Regions from separate parts of the Homo sapiens genome. Here region 1 is linked to region 2. A link is an interaction called in ENCODE POLR2A ChIA-PET data of the cell type or tissue named here. Cell type or tissue: OCI-LY7. All regions are shown on one strand. Each heading gives the region's core, and the rest is flanking DNA. Links, peaks and the distances in the headings are about the cores only.

Region 1 (9,103 bases), core at 653-8,652, 100 kb after region 2:
ACCAGCTCCTCAGGAGGCTGAGGTAGGAGGCTCATCTGAGCCCTGGAAGGTAGAAGCTGCAGTCAGCTGTGACTGCACCACTGCACTCCAGTCTGGGTGACAGAGCTAGACCCTACTTAAAAAAAAAAAAAAAATTAAAAAATAAAAATATTTAAACACAGAAAAAGTATAGTTAAAAACATGGTATAAAAGATTTAAAAATGGTATACCTGTAGAGGGCACTTACCTGAATGGGCTTGCAAGACTGGAAGTTGCTTTGGGTGAGTCAATGAATGACGAGTGAGCGAATATGAAGGCCTACAGCATTACTGTACACTACTATACACTTTAAAAACACCATATACTTAGGCTACACTAAATTTATAAGAGAAAAAGTCTGTGTTCAATAATAAATTAACTAGCTTACTGTAACTTTTTTTTTTTTTTTTGAGATGGAGTCTCACACTCTGTCACCCAGGCTGGAGTGCAGTGGCGCAATCTCAGCTCACTGCAACCTCCACTTCACGGGTTCAAGTGATTCTCCTGCCTCAGCCTCCCGAGTAGCTGGGATTATGGGCGTGTGCCACCACACCCAGCTAATTTTTGTATCTTTAGTAGAGATGGGGTTTCACCCTATTGGCCAGGCTGGTCTCGAACTCCTGACCTCAGGTGATCTGCCCACCTCGGCTTCCCAAAGTGCTGGGATTACAGGCATGAGCCATCACGCTGGGCCTACTGTAACTTTATAAGCTTTAAAATGTTAAAAACTTTTTGACTCTTGTAATAACAGTTTCAAACACACTGTACAGCTATACAAAAAATTTTTCTTTATATCCTTATTCTATAAGCTCTTATCTATTTAAATTTTTTAAATTTTTACCTTTTAAATGTTTTTGTTAACAACTAAGACACAAACACAGACATCAGCCTAGGCCCACACAGGGTCAGGATCATTACAATGTCACTAGGAGATAGGAATGTTTCAGTTCTGTTATAATCTTATGGGACTGCCATTGTATACTGGTCCATAGACTGAGAAGTCATTATGCGGTACGTGATTGTACAGCTGACCCTCGAACAAAATGGGTATGAACTGTGTGGGTCCACTTAAATCAGGTTTTTTCAATCACATGCAAATTAAAAATACAGAATTCACGGGATGCAAACAGCTCATAGTCACAGGGGCTCTGAGGCCCAGGGGCCAGGCACACTTTTCACATACTCGGGTTCCACAGGGCCTGCTGCAGGACTGAGGCATGTGCAGATTTTGATATTGGTGTGTGTGTGTTGGGGGAGGAGGGCACACGAGTAGGGAATCCTGGAACCAATCCCCTTGTGGTATGCCCCTGTGTATAATGAGGGATGTCTGAGATGTCTGCATAGTGTTCCCTTTGCTCAGAACATTTTCAATTCCACTTCTCACTCCCAGTTCTTGAACTGATTAATTCCTATTCATCTTTCACATCTCATTGTAAACATGATATCCTCAGAGAGCCCCTTCCCAAATCCTCTTGTCCAGATTAGCAGTCCCCACCTTATGCTCCTGGGGTACTTCAAATCTCTCGTATTCTACTCATTAAACTACAACCAGTATTATTTAACATATGATTTCCCCAACTGACCAATATACATTTTGAGAGGGCAGAGATGTTATCTTATTCATTACTCTACCACCAGTGCTCAGTACATTACAAGGAGCAGAAGCTCTATAAATATTTGTTGAATTAAATGAATGCAGAAAGACTGGCCATATTGGTTCATCATAATCTAGTTTTTATTCACACTGAGTACCACAATTATTGATAAGCTTACTACCTTTGTTCATTCGCATTCTAATAGGATGTTTCAAGTTTAAAGTCTAAATCCCATCTTCAGTACTACCTACTGCATACAATTTAGCTCTCCTACTAGGACAGGACCAAGCTTACCATGTTCTATATTTTTAATAAATATTCAGGTACCCAGATGAAAGCCGAACTGATAAAAATATATGTTATATTTACTGGTCTTCACCCAAAAGATGTTTCTGAATAATTCCAGTTTAAAAAGGAAAAAAAAAGTATGAAAACTATTCACCTAGCTCAGCCCATAATTTTATCAATAAGAATCCTATGGGTTGGAAAAATTTAGTGATTTATTCAGGATCAGAAAGCTATTATCGTTAATGCTAAAAGCAGAATAAGGATCCAAGTCTCCTAATTCTCAGTCTGTCTTTCCAGTATAGGGCCTTTCTGGTGCATTAACTGAAAACCATTATTCAAGGTATGCTAAGCAATAAATAATCTTGAAGTGCAACAAGTAATCATTTAATGTTATCAAATCACCTGTAGAGCTTTTTTAAAGTATGGATTTTCAGACCTCTACTGTATTAGAAGTTGGGCCTTCTTATGTTGAAAAAGTTCCATGGGTCACCCCATGGTGACAAAGATTGAGAACCACTAAGTCCATCAACCAAGCATTCATTATTTGTTAAATGTCTAGGCCTACTCTGTCCCTACCAGTATGTTCCTGCACTCAAGGCTCTTAGGACAAGATTTACTTACATAATCAATTAGAGAAGAAAATAGGACTGTGTATAATGAAGTGCTGAATTGGGTAACTGAACACAAATTAAGTGCTAATTTCAGAGAAAGTATGACAGGAGCTCAGATTTGACAGATGGCTATTTGTGGAGATAAAGAAATGGACAGACAGGTCCCTTAAGATAAATAAGGACAAAAGTTTTCAAGTCATGACCAGCAGAAGTCCTAAGGACCCTGTGAAAGTGCCTCAAAAGCTACTGTGGAAAGGAGGAGGAAAATGCTTTTCTTGCTCCAATATCCAATTTTAATCAGAACAGCTCCACTTTTGCCTTTAAAAAAGAACACCAAAGGCTTTTAAAAGTTTGAAATCCCTTATTTTACAAATGCAATTAAAAAAAAAATCCATGGTGAAGTAACTTGTCCTAAAGTTACTAAGCTAATTAGTGACAGAGAAGCCAGGTCTCTGAACCCCCCAGTACCTTTTTTCACTCTACCATACCATACACCATGGCCTTCCAATGGAGGAAAAAGTGTGAGTAAAGGTTCTCACACAACGTCCCAAACACACTGGCTTGACCAAAACACTGGGTACACATTCAGGTCATGTGTCTCAAACTGGGATTGGTGTTGCAAGGATGGTAATGGGAGAAAGGCTCAGGTAAGTCTCAGGATAAATTATAGCCATCCTCCCAAGATAGATCTTCAAATTTTAGGGAAATTTCTTTAAAAATTAAAATCTGATAATATGCTGTATTTGTGGTAGAAATGGACAATAAGGGAACTTCCTTGATGGAATTGTTGAGTCATGCTATTTAAGGAAGTAGTAAAGATAATAATGCATAGGCAAGGGTAGGGGCTAGATAACAGAATGCCCTGAAATCAAGGTAAGTTGTATTTGCTACAATGCAACACCTCCACTGTATAAAGTTTTCAGAAGAGTATTAGGAGTGTCCATTCCTCCTAAGATGCTGGCTGCACCAAAAAATGAACAACCTACAGTCAGGTGCCCCACAGAATCCATCGGCTGCTAAAGCTTCTGCTTCTCTACAGCAGCACAAGTAATAAAATTCCTGATTTTACTCCTGTGCTCATGTAAGAAAAACTATTACAGAGTTACTTTAAAAATGCTTCTGCTATCAATTTGATACTCCCCACAGCATCCCTCTAACACTGGTATTATCACCATCGTATTGTTGAAGGAAATAACCTTAGAAGACAGTGCCAAAGCCAAAATGAGATATCTAGAATTTACAACGTTCAGATTCAATACTCAGTCCACACGCACAGTGGCATGAGCATAAATTTCAACCCTAGTATTAATGTTTATCAAACATTTAATTCACTAAAAAATTTTCAATTTTCACAAGGAATCTACAACCCAATAAGACCCACCCAAACATGTCTCAAATGACATGTCAAAGTGAATTCACTGACTTACTCCCCAAATGGCTCCTTTTCCCAACATCCCTACATCTGCTTATGGTAATGCTCTTTTCTGGATAACCTAAACTCAAAACCTTGATAATCTCTTTGCATCTAATTAGCTGCTAAACTTTAAGGGCTCTGATCATGGCACTGTCCATAACAAAAAAAAATTAAAAAAAAAAAATTCAGTGACTTCCTACTGCCTAGCAAATAAAATCCAAACTCTTACACCAACACAAAGGATTCAGAGCTCTCCACAATAGAGCCCCAAAGTGCCTTAATACACAGCCTAAATAACAACTAAGCTGGAAGTCTTGCTATTACCCACACTTAATGCTTATAAAAACACAGGACCTTGAGAAAGTCACTTAATCTAAGTTTTATTTTACTCGACTATAAAATGGGTATAGTAACGCTTGCCTGAAAGGACTAACTGAGGTAATGAAAATGAGAATGTGGCTATAAATTTTAAAGTACTATAAAAATACAGACATTATCACTGTGCCATGGTTATGGTAATATTATTTATACCTGCCTTGCTCCAGAAAGGATGTAAGGTGGCCCACATAAAACAAGATAAAAAGAGTTTAAAGATGGAAGCAATACAAGAAATACAAAACAAATGCATGGACAAAAAATTGATCTACTAATCAGGCTAAGAAATGCAAACGTAATTGCCTATGCATGTGCTTCTCAGGTTAATAATCTGACCTAAATTTGACCAAATCAAACTGTAGTTTGATTTGAAAAGGAAACTAAGTCAATTAGACAATTCAGTGTCCATAAGACTAAAAACAAATAGTTTCTACTGTAAAGGCCAGGTAAGAATTTCTCCCAAACGTCCTTATTCCATGTAATGTAATTGGACAATATCCTCAACACCTTTATCACGACTTATCTATTTCATAAATTAGACTGGAAGTCTCTTGAGGTCAAGTAATTTTTAAATTATGTTTGTATCTCTAGTAGCACCTACAGTAATTAGTTAATAAACCAAATACCTCTATACACTGGTTTCTATGGATCTAATCTCTCCCTTCCTATTTCAAACCATCCTGCACACCACATTACTCCTAACACACCATTTTTATCACATCAGTCCCTATTTCAAAATCCTCCAACAGCTTTCCTGCAGATAGAACAAATGCTTCCTCATTCTTTACCTATACATCACAATGTTGAACACAATCTCCCCTTCAATGGCCTTCTCTGTATTCCCATTCCTCTAAATTCTTTTTGCCCTTTAAAGCTCGGTTTAAAAGTCTCGCCTTCTACATAAAGCCTTCTCTGACTGACAGCAATGGGGCAGGAGGAGAGACTGGGAGGTGGGAGAAAGTTAGAAGTCTTGTGTTCTTATCTGTTACTGAATAGTTAAGTGACTGTGAGCAAGTCACTAAACCATTGTGAAAATATTTCCTCATCTGTGAAGCAAAACCTTTAGCAAAGATTATATCTAAATTACCTTCCAGCTATAATATATTCTAGGATGCTCTGGCTCTTTCAAACTTGGACACACTCTGATCTATTCTCCAATCTTCATTATCTGTTACATATTTTAATATGTAATTATATACACTGTTTTTCAATTTTTCCTGCTTAAGTAAACATACCAACTCCTCCGCAGCAGTCATATTTCCTTGTTATTCCCAAAGACTACAGGCATAGGACCAGGTACATAGCAGATACCTTTTATAGACTAGGATGGTAACTACTTTAAAACATTAATTATAATATTGCTTGCTGCAGTATGAATCAGCCAAAAAAGGCTGTATTTTTCATTAAGCAGACCACTAAAATAAGTGTACTAAAACAAGAAAACACCTAAGTCACTTTTCCATATAAAAATATATTCCCTTTAAGGTATCAGTGCAACTCCATTAAGGTAATCATATGTTTAAGCACAAATGAGTCGTTTAACACACAGCATATTGTTCATTTTCCAGCCATTCCTGTTTATATCTTCTATTGCAAAGAGAAAGTTCAACAGAGGGGGGGAAACCTGCCATAATAATTATTATTATTGATTTAATTTCATATACCATTTCTATATTCCAACATAAAAAGCATAAAGTTACAAAGAATTATGAAATAAATAATGTGATAAACTGCACTTGCTATGACTTTCAATATTGAAGACTTAGTAAAGCTACTACAAACACTTAGCTTTGTGGAATGTGAACATTGGCTGTTAAAAAAAAGTTAGTATAATGTATCCTCTCCGGATAAATGTCCAGGAGTTCCAGCAGTTTAAAAGAAATCTGGGCCAGGTGTGGTAGCTCATGCCTGTAGTCCCAGCACTTGGGGAGGCCACAGTAGGACTGCTTAAGCCCAGGAGTTTTAGACTAGCCTAGGCAACATAGCAAGACCCCATCTCTTAAAAAAAATTAAAAATAAGAGAAAATAAATGAATAAAAGATAATCTGATAAATCTAGAGGTTTGCTGATTCTTCTTTTGCTCAATTACTAGTCCTGTCAGCAAATGTAGGCAACACTGAAATCTTGAGTGCTTGCTTAATTGGAAATAAATAAATAAATAAATAAAACCCAAAAACAAAAGAGCTCTATTAGTCACTGAGTATACAAAGATACCAATGCTCAAAAAATTCACACCCCATAGTAAAAACACACAGAACCCCATAACCACATGCACTGTATGCAAGGAGCATCTTCAAATCAGAACTTCTGAAACTCAAGACAATTCTCATATTCCAAATTCTAAACATACTGTAAACGGATCAAGTAAGTCAGGCAATAGCTCTACTCAGGCTATTTTTGTTTCCATTGTTATTACTGCTGAAACAGTTTATAAGAGCTCATCACCTGTTTAGAACACAGAAATACTTCGGTACAAAACAAACCAATTTATTCCTAAGAAGAATTAAAATCTACAGTTATTCAATTCTCTTTACTTATGAAATGTCAATAATGCACAAAAATGTCCAGCGAAAGATGCATAAGGAAACTGCTATTCTCTGTGAACCTTAATTATTATCCCTTTCAACCACTCAAAAGGATATTTACATCCTTTAAGCAACACAGTAAGAAGTAAGCAAAATGGTGACTCAAAGTTACCCCAAAAAAAGGAAAAGGAAAAAATTCATGCAGAAAGGGTACAGAAATTCAAAGCAGATATGTCACTGAATCAAATCAACAACTTTCAACTCTAACGCCCAAGAAATAGTAAGTACATTTGCTCAGGCATTTAGCATTTAAGGAGGGATCAGAAACAAGAACATGGATAACCAAAAGGGGGCATGTTTTGTTTGTGACTTGGTCTGTTCCCTAAACGCAAATTACCTGAATAGTTCTAAATTCAAATGCAATCACTTTCATTAGGAAAAACACATTCCTGCTTAAAATCAGGCTTCATAGCAAGTCTTTACTAATCACAAAAACTGTGTAATTAACACAATTATATAAAGGCAAATTAATGAGTCACACAACATTATTTTTAATGGTGCTTGAAAGACTAATATGCAAAGATTACAACTATGGGGTTTCAAAATTAAAAAACAAAACAAAAATAACCGATAACAACAAGGCAATCACTACTACATAATATTACAGTCTTCCAAGTACAAAGGAAACATTCATGAAAATGAGTGACCAACTTAAAAAACACAAATAAATTCAAGATGAAGCAATACAGATTCAAGAAGCAGGTCAAATATTTCAATTTTTAATAGAAAATACTTAAAGATAACATTCAAATTTCCACTTCTGTTATTTCAGAACCACCTGCCTAAGATATTCAAGGGTCTATTAAACATCTTTGGTGGCTTGAGAAGAGCAACGTAACATTTTGAGCCCTGAACTTATTGCAAAATCCACTAACCAGATGAATGGCAGATTGACAATTACTTCAAACTAGGCAGCAATGAAACATATTTTATTTACACTGCTTTATACTACCTATTGATGTAGAGAATAGTAAATTTAAAATATGGCAGAACACTACACCTGAATTCATTTGAACCTGAATAATAGCTACGGTTTGTTTTTTCCTTGTCTACTGGGATTTTTGACAATGACAAAATGAAAGGAATTACAAACTAATTTGAGGGAAGAGGTTAAAAATTGCTTTTACGGTAATGGTTTGGAAGCAGAACAGTCCTTTAGAAATCAAAAACAGTTGGTCAGCTGTCACATGAATTTTCAAGACCTTGATTCAAAAGTATCATTGTAATTAATAGGTGGGAGAGTTAAGAAAGTGACAACGGGCTGGGCATGGTGGCTCACGCCTGTAATCCAGCACTTTGGAAAGCCGAGGCGGGTGGATCCCTTGAGGTCAGGAGTTCGAGACCAGCCTGGCCAACACGGTGAAACCCCGCCTCTACAAAAAATACAAAAATTAGCCGGGCGTCATGGCGCATGCCTGTAGTCCCAGCTACTAAGGAGGCTGAGGCAGGAGAATCACTGGAACCCACGAGGCAGAGGTTGCAGTGAGCCGAGATCGCACCAACGCACTCCAGCCTGGGAGACAGAGCAAGACTCTGTCTGGAAAAAAAAAAAAAAAAAAAAGAAGACAGTGACAATGGATTTCCTAGAAATACGCAGGAAACTACTTGACAGATGCAAAAGGAGACAGGCAGGTTATAAACTCATGTGGGTTCAAAAGTAACCTAAAATACTCTATCAAAATTGGATCACAAATTCAGGTTAGAAATAAAGCAATTTTATCACATTCTCAGGGAATTTTAATCATCACCTTAAAATAAACTAATAATTAAAAATATGAGAAATGTCTTACAAGAAAATCTATTAATATGTCAAAAATTCTAAGTGCAATCACTGTTGCAATGGAACAATTTTAAAATCACTAATCAAAACAAAATGAACAAACTTGTCCAGACTAAGATAAATCCAAAAAGAATTCTGAATTTTTTTTAAAAAATCTGTTTTAAAAGCACATGCTTTCCTGTGAGTATTCTACCTTATTTTCAACATTATCATTTCCACCTTAAAGAATACACAGCCCTCATTCTCAACTCTGCTTTATTCACTGAAATGGATTCTAAGGCAAATGGTCTCTCCATTAGCCTAAGCCATGCTCTGATTAAGAAACACAGTTTCTTATAAAAGTCTGGGGGATCACAACAAACATTTATATGGGTCACTTCTATGACTATCTATCTAAAACCCAAATACTCCATTTGAGAATTTTGAGGAAATGAATT
Region 2 (9,103 bases), core at 577-8,576:
CTGCCTGCAGAAGAAAGTTAAGTAATCTTAAACAAACATAATCCCTCCCAGTTCCTAAAGGACTGAATCATATTTGACAACTCAATACTCAAATTGGTCTGTATTTGCCAAATACAAGTCCTAGTTACATGGAAACTTTCTTCTTTGTGCTCTACTAGAGTTAATTAAAAAGCTAGATCAGAAAACTCTTACCTGTGTTGCCATCTCCACTCTCCATAGATGGTTTACTGGTTTCTGACGGATTGTTCATTCTTGAGTCTGCAATAAATCAGAGGAGAATAAGGTTTTTAAAAAACTGGGGATGGAGATGGGATTGAGGAGGCAAAACTGTGGCAGAGAAAAGGGTTAACTAATGTTATAGTCATATAGTTTAAGAAGACCCAGTGTATACATGTCTGGCTAAAATACTAGAAATTATAATAAAAGGTTATCTGGAAGAAATTCAAAATTCCCCAGACCCTGAAGGGATTCACAAATAAACTGTCTTTTTAAATAATTTTAAGATTCTTTAAAGAAAGACAGCAGAACTGTAACCTGAAGAAAATTAGAAAGCCTGATATGTAAAAGGAATAAATGCTTTTAACATGAAGTAAAACTGGAAAGGGGGGAAGCACCTCACATAATAAAATGTTATTCCCAAATAAAGTATCTTTTTCTATATGCAATGATATTCATTCATTATAACCAAAACAACCCACTGGTAATCTTGATAAAAGATGGGACAGTAACTCAACCTATGAACTAAAAGAAAACACGTCTAAGGTAAATTATCTCTAAATTTACTCCCCTCCCCAACCAAACTAAACAAGTCAAAGTGAGAACATATTAAATTCATACCTCAACTATAAACCAGCACAAGAAGTTGTACCGTAAGGCATAACAGATATAGCTAATAATTTCAAAACTGCATTACAACCACACCCACTTAAAGTAATACTACCTCAATATCCTAAATGAAACTGCTAATTTGAGTTTATCATTTCTGGGTTATCTACTTAATGAAGGTTTATTTCCACAGTAAAATGTTTTCATCAAGCAATATTAGGTATCCCAGAAAATACATTAAGAGAAGAGACAAGAACTCTGCTTTTCTTCTAAGTCTTTGAAAGGGTAAGAAACGGAATATACATAAATATATCTCTTATTCTACTACTGTAAACTCAAACTTAGAATATTTATGATCAAACAAGTTTACTGTCAAATAAGTTCTGCCTTTACCCACATTAACTTATTTAGTGGTTAAATAAGTTAAGAACCATTTAACTTTAGTTATTAACAGAGAACAAATATTTAAACTATACTGTTTTTGACCAAAGAGCACATTTTTTCATCTGCTTAAACATCTAACTAGAAAATCAAAACAATCACTAGACAGAATTCTCAACCATGTTCTTTACAGTCGAATTATCCCCATGCATAACAGATGAGAAAAAAAATCAGGAGTCTTTCTTTTATAAGTTTCATTTCCAACAAGAAGATGTGTAATAGCTTTTCCAATACAGTAAAAGTTTCTGTAACTGATGCTTGTCTTATGGGCTTAGGCAGTTCTGTCATAACTTTGGTTTGGTCTTCTAATGTTCAAAGGGTTAAAATTCATATGTTTGTGGTCATAAATGAGGGCAGTTCTACAACTTCCTTCTTCTCACTGTCCAGAGAAATTTAAATATCATCTGAAAGCATACTAAGGTTTGAAAGGAACAGGTGTACAACTTAGTGAAAAATCAGCTTTCTGAATGACAACCAAAATCTCATGAAAGTCAACAGAGATCACAACAAATGTAATAGAATATACCATTAGCATACATACTGCTCCATGCTTCCTTTAAATGAATTTTAAAGGAAAGTGGAAAAAATGATCAATCAGTTAACATTCATAAAAAGAGTAACAGTTTTCTCACATATGTGGGCACCGCAGAAATAAGCATAATTCTTAACAAGTCATGAGCCTGACTTTGTACAATTCATATTCTAATTTTCCCATCTATAAAGACTATGTCACAGGTATTTTAAGTGAATCATCTCAGATTCTTCTACTGAACTGTCAAGAGCTTCAAAAGCATTTAACAAAATTATCTCACATACACACAAAAATAAAACATTACTTCACATACACACAAAAATAAAATTGCACAATGGGAAGACTGTTTAAATAATACTTACTATTAACTGAAAGTAAGAGATGTAATTTCTACTTCTAAAATGATGTGTTAAAAATATTCCAAAAAGGTATTTTTCTTTCCTTTTTTTGAATTGTTAACTAAGTAAATGTCAAAGAGTAAATACAAGATTGAATTCCTGACATAAATTTGTTGTTTCTGTCATTCACTCTTTACATAGTGGCTTTTACTGTGCTGGGCAGATACTGCTACCCTGGGTTTAGGCCATGCCTTATGCATAAGAATTCAAACGTTTTCAGAAGTATCATTTTACTTTATCTTTGGCAACTATGAAGGTGACAGGAGCAGCTTTAATTTTCAAGTGCAGAAAATGACAATATAGGAAAAAAGTCATTTGCAAAAGTTTTAAATGTAAGATATCCAAGTCCCGGAGTTCATATCATTTAACTTTCCAGGTGACTAGAGTAACTAAAAAAGTCTCAATAATTCTGCATATAAACAGACATAACTCCACACAAAATATGACCACCATTAGCCACCATATATCTAAAAATCAAAGTGCCTTGATTTATTTGAAATCTTCATCACCAAAGATGGTTTTAACAAATTTAAGCTGGACATCTTCCACTCCAAAAGGCTTGCTGTTCTACAGAGAAAACTCTAAAAAGGTTTTCCAACATTTAAAGTTGTAGTTATCTAGAGTATATAGTTGATTTTAAAAAAATTAAAAAGAGGACTAATCCTAGCAAAAATTTGAAAAGTTAATAGTTTCTAAAATCTGGAAATCGATCAACAGATCTGTTGCAGCAACCAGTACAATTACCCTCTTTATTAACATTTATAAAAACTATTCTGCATTGTGACTCAACCTTATTTTTCACTGAGCATTTTGGTTTTTGTATAAGACGTTCTCATTAGGTATGAAAAACATTTTTATTAATATGTATATATTATATATGTACAGTTCTATGCCTTGTTTCAGATTTAAGATGTTTTTATAACTACATGAAATGTTCTCAATAGGAATTTCCAAAAAGCAAAAATATTCATTCGAGCTGAACTCTAAATTAACTGTATTTACTAACGATACCCTCTGAATCAGAAGAGCTAGTCACAGGGAGGGACCTACTGCAAATTCAAGTAAGCTTGTGCTTTGCAAATGCTTTCCTCCTTCCCTGCTCAGTCCAACTCTCCCCCTCCCCCGCCACAGGCTGCATATGCGATTAAGCATTTATGCATAGTCAACCCGACACACTCTATTTCCATATTAAAGCTTCTAAGAAAAGAACTGTGCTGGTACCCACCTAGAACATAGTCACTGCAGTCCAGCATTGCTGTGAAATCTTCTAGAGGAGCAGAGAGTCCAAACAAGGAAGAAACAGGTAGCAGTTTGGGGTGGGGAAAGAAGGTACTACTATTTCTAACAAATCTACAGTATGTTCTTAAGCGAAAAGAGGGGGGTTGCGTAGGGTGGAAAGTGGATTAAGGGGAAAAGCAAAATACAACTTCTGTTACACCATAGCAATCTTCAACTGAATAAGGAAACTTCAGTTGCTCAGAGGAGTTTTAGTCTCTCCTACCAGCTAGGACTGACATTGTCAAGGCAACTGAAGCATGAAAAAGTTCCTCTTTTTGTAATAAAATAGAAACAAAGATTGCAGCTGGCAGTTTCCATAATGAAGCTTAATCAGTATGCGCGTGATTAGGGCCTTATGCAAATCTCTCCTCGTTAGCACAGCAGCCAGCACTTTGAAGTCCATGAACAATTCATTTACAGAATATACTGAAAGCACTCCCTGCATAATTTAAATCGTTGCATAAATATTTATCAGGCTATTTGCATATTAATTGGCAGTGCATGAAGGGAAAAATTATCTCCTGAGTGCCAGCATAATAATTAGGAGGATAAAATGAGACTTCTTCCAATGGCCTGGCTTCTTGGACCTAACTGGAGATAGTACCAAGGGAGAAGGGAGGTACAGGAGACAGAGTTCTGTTAAAATGCCACTGAAATGACACGTACAAATTAGAAACAACCCTACAGACTTAAGCACCTTTAATCTTATTCCTGCTGGCAACAATGACTTCAGTAATAAGAGGATTTGCAAAAAGCTTTCTACACAATCCAAATAATCCCAAGGAAACAATTAGCAAGGTAGAAGCAGAACACAAGGCTGTCAAGATGGTGCTAGTCTACTGATAGGGAATTTTCCAATTCTTAACACACTTCCGTCAAGAGAAAGTCCCACTTTAAAACGAGGCAACAGTAAACCCAGAAGCAGTGCAAGGTGTATAAAGTATCTTAAAGAGTATAGAAATTCATTATCTACAAATCTTTTTATATTACCAAATTAACAGAATAGATTAGTTGAATGCTACATATTATGCAGTATCCTTCCCCCATGAAAATAAATCTCAAGTAGAAAGAAGACAGTTTGTTACTTAGAATCTCTATTGTCAAAGGGTGGGCCATGTAAATTGTGGAATTACTTGGTATTCTCAAGTATATTTCACTTAATGAACATACATACATATATATAATCCTTACTAAACTATATGTTTATTCAATTTAAAGTATATTTACAAGGTAAGTCATCAACCCAAAATTTTTTAGGCATTACAATGACAACAGCCTAATCATCACAGACAATTCAGGAGATTTATAAAATCTCCATGGAGTAATAAGCATTATTACCCCTTTCTTTCCTTATATATTATTAAAGTAAGGAAACTGAGGCACAGAGAACTAAAACACTTTATCCAATGTCACACTAGTAATTCGGAATCAGGATTTAAAACTAGAATTTTCTGATATCAGAATCTGTGCTCTTGGCTATTCCTATGCATTATGGATGAGTTAAACACGTAGGGAATTGCTGAGAGGTGGTAAAGCAGCAGACTGAATGGTTTGTTTTCCGTGTAGTGAAGAAACCAGTAAACGGCAGCAAAGACATTGTGTTTAAAAGTCAGGTGTGTACAGATACACAGAAGAGTGCACTAGATTTGAGGAGAGTTCTGAAAGGTGTCAGCCCATTAATAACTGTTTTTATTTAGAACTAGTCTTCAGGAAATGAAAGACAGATTTTAACAAGGGGCCTTTAAAAAGATTCCCTTGCAAGTCAGTAGAGGACCAAAAACCTTAAACTTTTGGATCAGCACTCTGCATTACCAGTTTTTCTGTTTTACTGAATCACAAAATGCTTATGAGGAGAGACTTTGGGGGAGAAACTTAACACAGCCATTTAATACCTGTAATACCTGTTTAAGTTCCTTCCTTCTTCGAGCCTTAATTTTATCACCTATAAAATGATGATATCCCTTTCATGAGGTTATTGTGAGATAAATGCTTTCATGCTTCTCAGACAAGAGCGTGGACTGGAGGAATGTGATGCAGTTGTGCCAGGGCAGACATCAAGTCACTGGATAAACATGTCCATCTTTTGAAAGCATCAATCTTATTTAATATTTCACACCACTTTGTATTAAAATAAGAATACATTATAGAAGAGAACACAAATTTCAAATGAGTTTTTAAGGTAGAATATGTTGGATTATACAAATTCTCCTTGGTGAGAAAAGATGAAAAGCAATGATGAATGTGACTAGATTACAGTAGATATCAATAAATGTTTATTTCCCTCCTCTTCCGCCTTTACGAAATTTAAAATTTATTATTTGCATTTATTATGGGATATTTCTGCAACTTACCATCTGCCCTTTTCTACTTTATGTAATAACATCTCTAAACTACCTTTCTACTGTGAGTGTGGTCTTTCATATATTAGCTAAGGATGACTTGCAGCCAGACAATCATTGCTAACAAAGGAGTGTGTCTGTACCCAACAGGAGCAGCACCTTCCTAGTGAAAGAGCCTCCTCCTCAGGCTAAGGGAGTCCCACAAGACCTGTAGCAGGGAGGCTATAGTTTACCAGCCCACACAGGCTACTATCTAGAGTGGGACCCCCCGCTTCCCCTCTACTGCAAAGCTCACCCAGAAAAAAAAGCTCACATTGCTACAGTGGGAAGGAAAGGCAAGAAAAGTCCCTTTCTACCACCCTTGACCTAGGTACCCTACTAATTTTAGAGGGGAAGTTTAAATACCAGGAGTTTGTCCAAGCCTCTACAGATGGATTGGGAGAGGGACTGTCACCGTCTCTTGCCTGTACTCCCCAACCATGGCACATTTATGTCCAAAAGAAGAAAATGACAGCTTTTCCCACAAAGTTCAAATGTCCATTTCACTTGGTCATCTGTCTGAAATAATAGCAAAGAATCAATTAGACTAAAACTTAACCTAGAAAGAACACCCGTTGTACAAAGGAAAATCATTTTTGAGAGGTTTGTGGGATTGTCAGTCATTCACACTTGAGCATGAATTAATCCAATCCCACTGCTTTCATTTAACACCTAGTTGAGGAGTTGATTGTAAGGCAATGGTTGTTTCTACTAGAGAAGAGGCCAATAAATGATAAAATAACTGATGTTTAGAGGACCTGGATTGGGGGTGGGGTAATGTGGGCAAAGGGTTCATAGAAGGTAGTAATAATAGGAAATAGTAGTAACATATGGAAGTATAAAAAGGAGCTGAAAGGGCAAATTCAAACTCATGTATTTCACAATTACGCCTAAAATGTAGCCTTTTTTTATTTTCTAAAAGAGGGGACAAACGCTCTTCCAGGACCCAGAATTCACGGTTAACACTACTAGTTTTTTTTTTTTTTTTGAGATGGAGTTTGCTCTTTTGCCCATGCTGGAGTGCAGTGGCACAATCTCAGCTTGCTACAACCTCTGCCTTCTAGTTTCAAGCGATTCTCCTGCCTCAGCCTCCCAAGTAGCTGGGATTACAGGCGCCTGCCACCAAGTCAGGCTAATTTTTGTATTTTTAGTAGAGACGGGTTTCACCATGTTGGCCAGGCTGGTCTCGAACTCCTGACCTCGTGATTCGCCCACCTTGGCCTCCCAAAGTGCTGGGATTACAGGCATGAGCCACCATGCCCAGCCGACACTACTAGTATTAAAATATTTTTATATTCATGATCTTATGGGCCAGTGTAGGTATCATTAGAAATGAAATTGAGGGCAATGACAACTAAATCACAAACTAGTGTTTTAAAACACACCTTTTATGTGAGAGTGAACTGAGATCGGCCTATATTCTACCTTACTAAATCATTAACATCCAGCCTGGTCATGTTCTATATGAATAGCCATTTGTACCCTCTATTCTGTACTGACCATATAACTAGTTGAACAAGCAGAAATGTCTGACTCAACAATTATTGCCTGTTACCTCCTTTCTATATCATGGGGGGTGTCTGCATCTTTTAGCACCACTGGTTTCACCCCAGCCAATCTCAACAGTACACCAATATCCTTTCCAACCTTCATCTCTTTTCCAATCTACCAATAATTTAGTGTCCTATTAACTTACTTACAGAAAACACTTAATGATATTTCAATTCTCTGTAATAAAAATACTTAGTACCTCAAGCATTATCAATAATTATTTACAAAAAAAGTCCAACAAACCCATCACACACATACAAACTAAAATAATTTTACTAATGCCCACCAAATATGAAACAACATTCCAGGACTTGAAAATTTGAGACTCAGAATCAAGTGATAGGTATTGGCACTGCCACCATTCTTGTCAACTACATCACAGACTATGTAAATGATACCCTCTAAGGTTGCATTATGGGGCTCTCAGTGTCCCCTCCCCCCACCAAAAATCTTTTAGAATAACTTAACGGAATGTCTATCATTTACTAAAAATCTAGATGGGCAGATACCATGAAAGACATGTACTTTATCAACGTGGCTATTAAGCACTGCCAAATAACAAGCAATCTGAAGGATAATCTTACTTCATAAAAAGTAAACTGAGGCCTAGTTAATGACCCTTAGGGTCACATAGCTACTAAACAGAGAGCCGAGGTATGGTGGGGGTTGGGGACTCAGGCACAATATGGAGGGCATGAGAGGAAGACAAGTAAAATAAAATATGTAAAAATTCTTATCCCATGAGACTGAGATCAGTAGTTGGTTGGCTGAACAAAATGGTCAACCTAAGTATCATAAACACAAGTACATAATGATTGTATTTTAACCCAAAGCATATAAATACACATTCATTCACCAATTTTTTTGGGCCAAAGCCTTTTGAGTTTGGATAAAAAACTCAAAAGATTTTTACGTTTTTCACTGAAAGTCACATTTTACATTGTACATATATGTATAGACTAAATACTAAAAACTCAAGAAAAGTTCCATAGAACAATGCTTCTTTCCAGGTATAAATGTATTGCGATGTGTTCTAGACTTCAACCTATTAAATTGACTTCATGTCTCATAGATTAAAAAACACTGCTTTAAAAGTGGGGCAAGAATTATATGACACATGAGGCAATCTGAGTCCATAATGCTTTTCTATTTTTTTAGAATAATTTATCCCTACTATTTTATAGCTCTCTTGCACACATCTAATTCAGTATTTTTTAGTAATTACCCTTTATCAAATCTTTCCAAAGCATTTAACTTAATTTTCACAGAAACATCATCTTTCTTTTTCTATTCTTTTCCTTGGTTTATATAGTTATTTAAATTGTGTAATTAGGCTGGGTGCGGTGACTAATGCCTGTAATCCCAACACTTTGGGAGTCCTAGGTAGGTGGATCACCTGAGCTCTGGAGTTCGAGATTAGCCTGGCCAACATGGTGAAACCCTATCTCTACTAAAAATGCAAAAATTAGCTAGGCGTGATGGCATGCGCCTATAGTCCCAACTACTCAGTAGGCTGAGGCATGAGAATTGCTTGAACCCAGGAGGCGGAGGTTGCATTGAGCCGAGATCGCGTGACTGCACTCCTGCCTGGGTGACAGAGAGAAACTCCATCTGTAAATAAATAAATAAATAAATAGTGTGATTAAAATTAGTACAACTAGCATGAACAGTATTGGGAGCACAAACAAGTAAATGGTTCT

What was found. Peaks named below come from ENCODE experiments on the same cell type or tissue, not always from the same donor. Only the 100,000 strongest peaks of a DNase experiment are listed, where the experiment ranks them.
Region 1: POLR2A ChIA-PET joins it to region 2 with 6 read pairs; 6 of 35 experiments call an interaction of 5 or more read pairs at or near these places.

The regions. Positions count from the first base shown.
Region 1 is chr1:167,224,170-167,233,272 of GRCh38, reverse strand. The region is part of intron 1 of POU2F1 (POU class 2 homeobox 1); the gene reads right to left. Among named protein-coding and RNA genes, the nearest start is that of POU2F1, 7.8 kb to the right of the region's middle. In OCI-LY7, for the core only: a CTCF peak has its summit at 7,204; no DNase peak of the experiment used is centred there.
Region 2 is chr1:167,323,625-167,332,727 of GRCh38, reverse strand. POU2F1 (POU class 2 homeobox 1) reads right to left here. Exons shown (of 16, transcript NM_002697.4): 2 at 193-258. Among named protein-coding and RNA genes, the nearest start is that of POU2F1, 110 kb to the right of the region's middle. RefSeq lists an enhancer at 2,919-5,011. In OCI-LY7, for the core only: no CTCF peak of the experiment used is centred there; DNase peaks (open chromatin) are centred at 1,627, 3,347, 3,777, 4,257 and 1 weaker place; H3K4me3 peaks cover 5,169 bases; H3K27ac peaks cover 5,736 bases.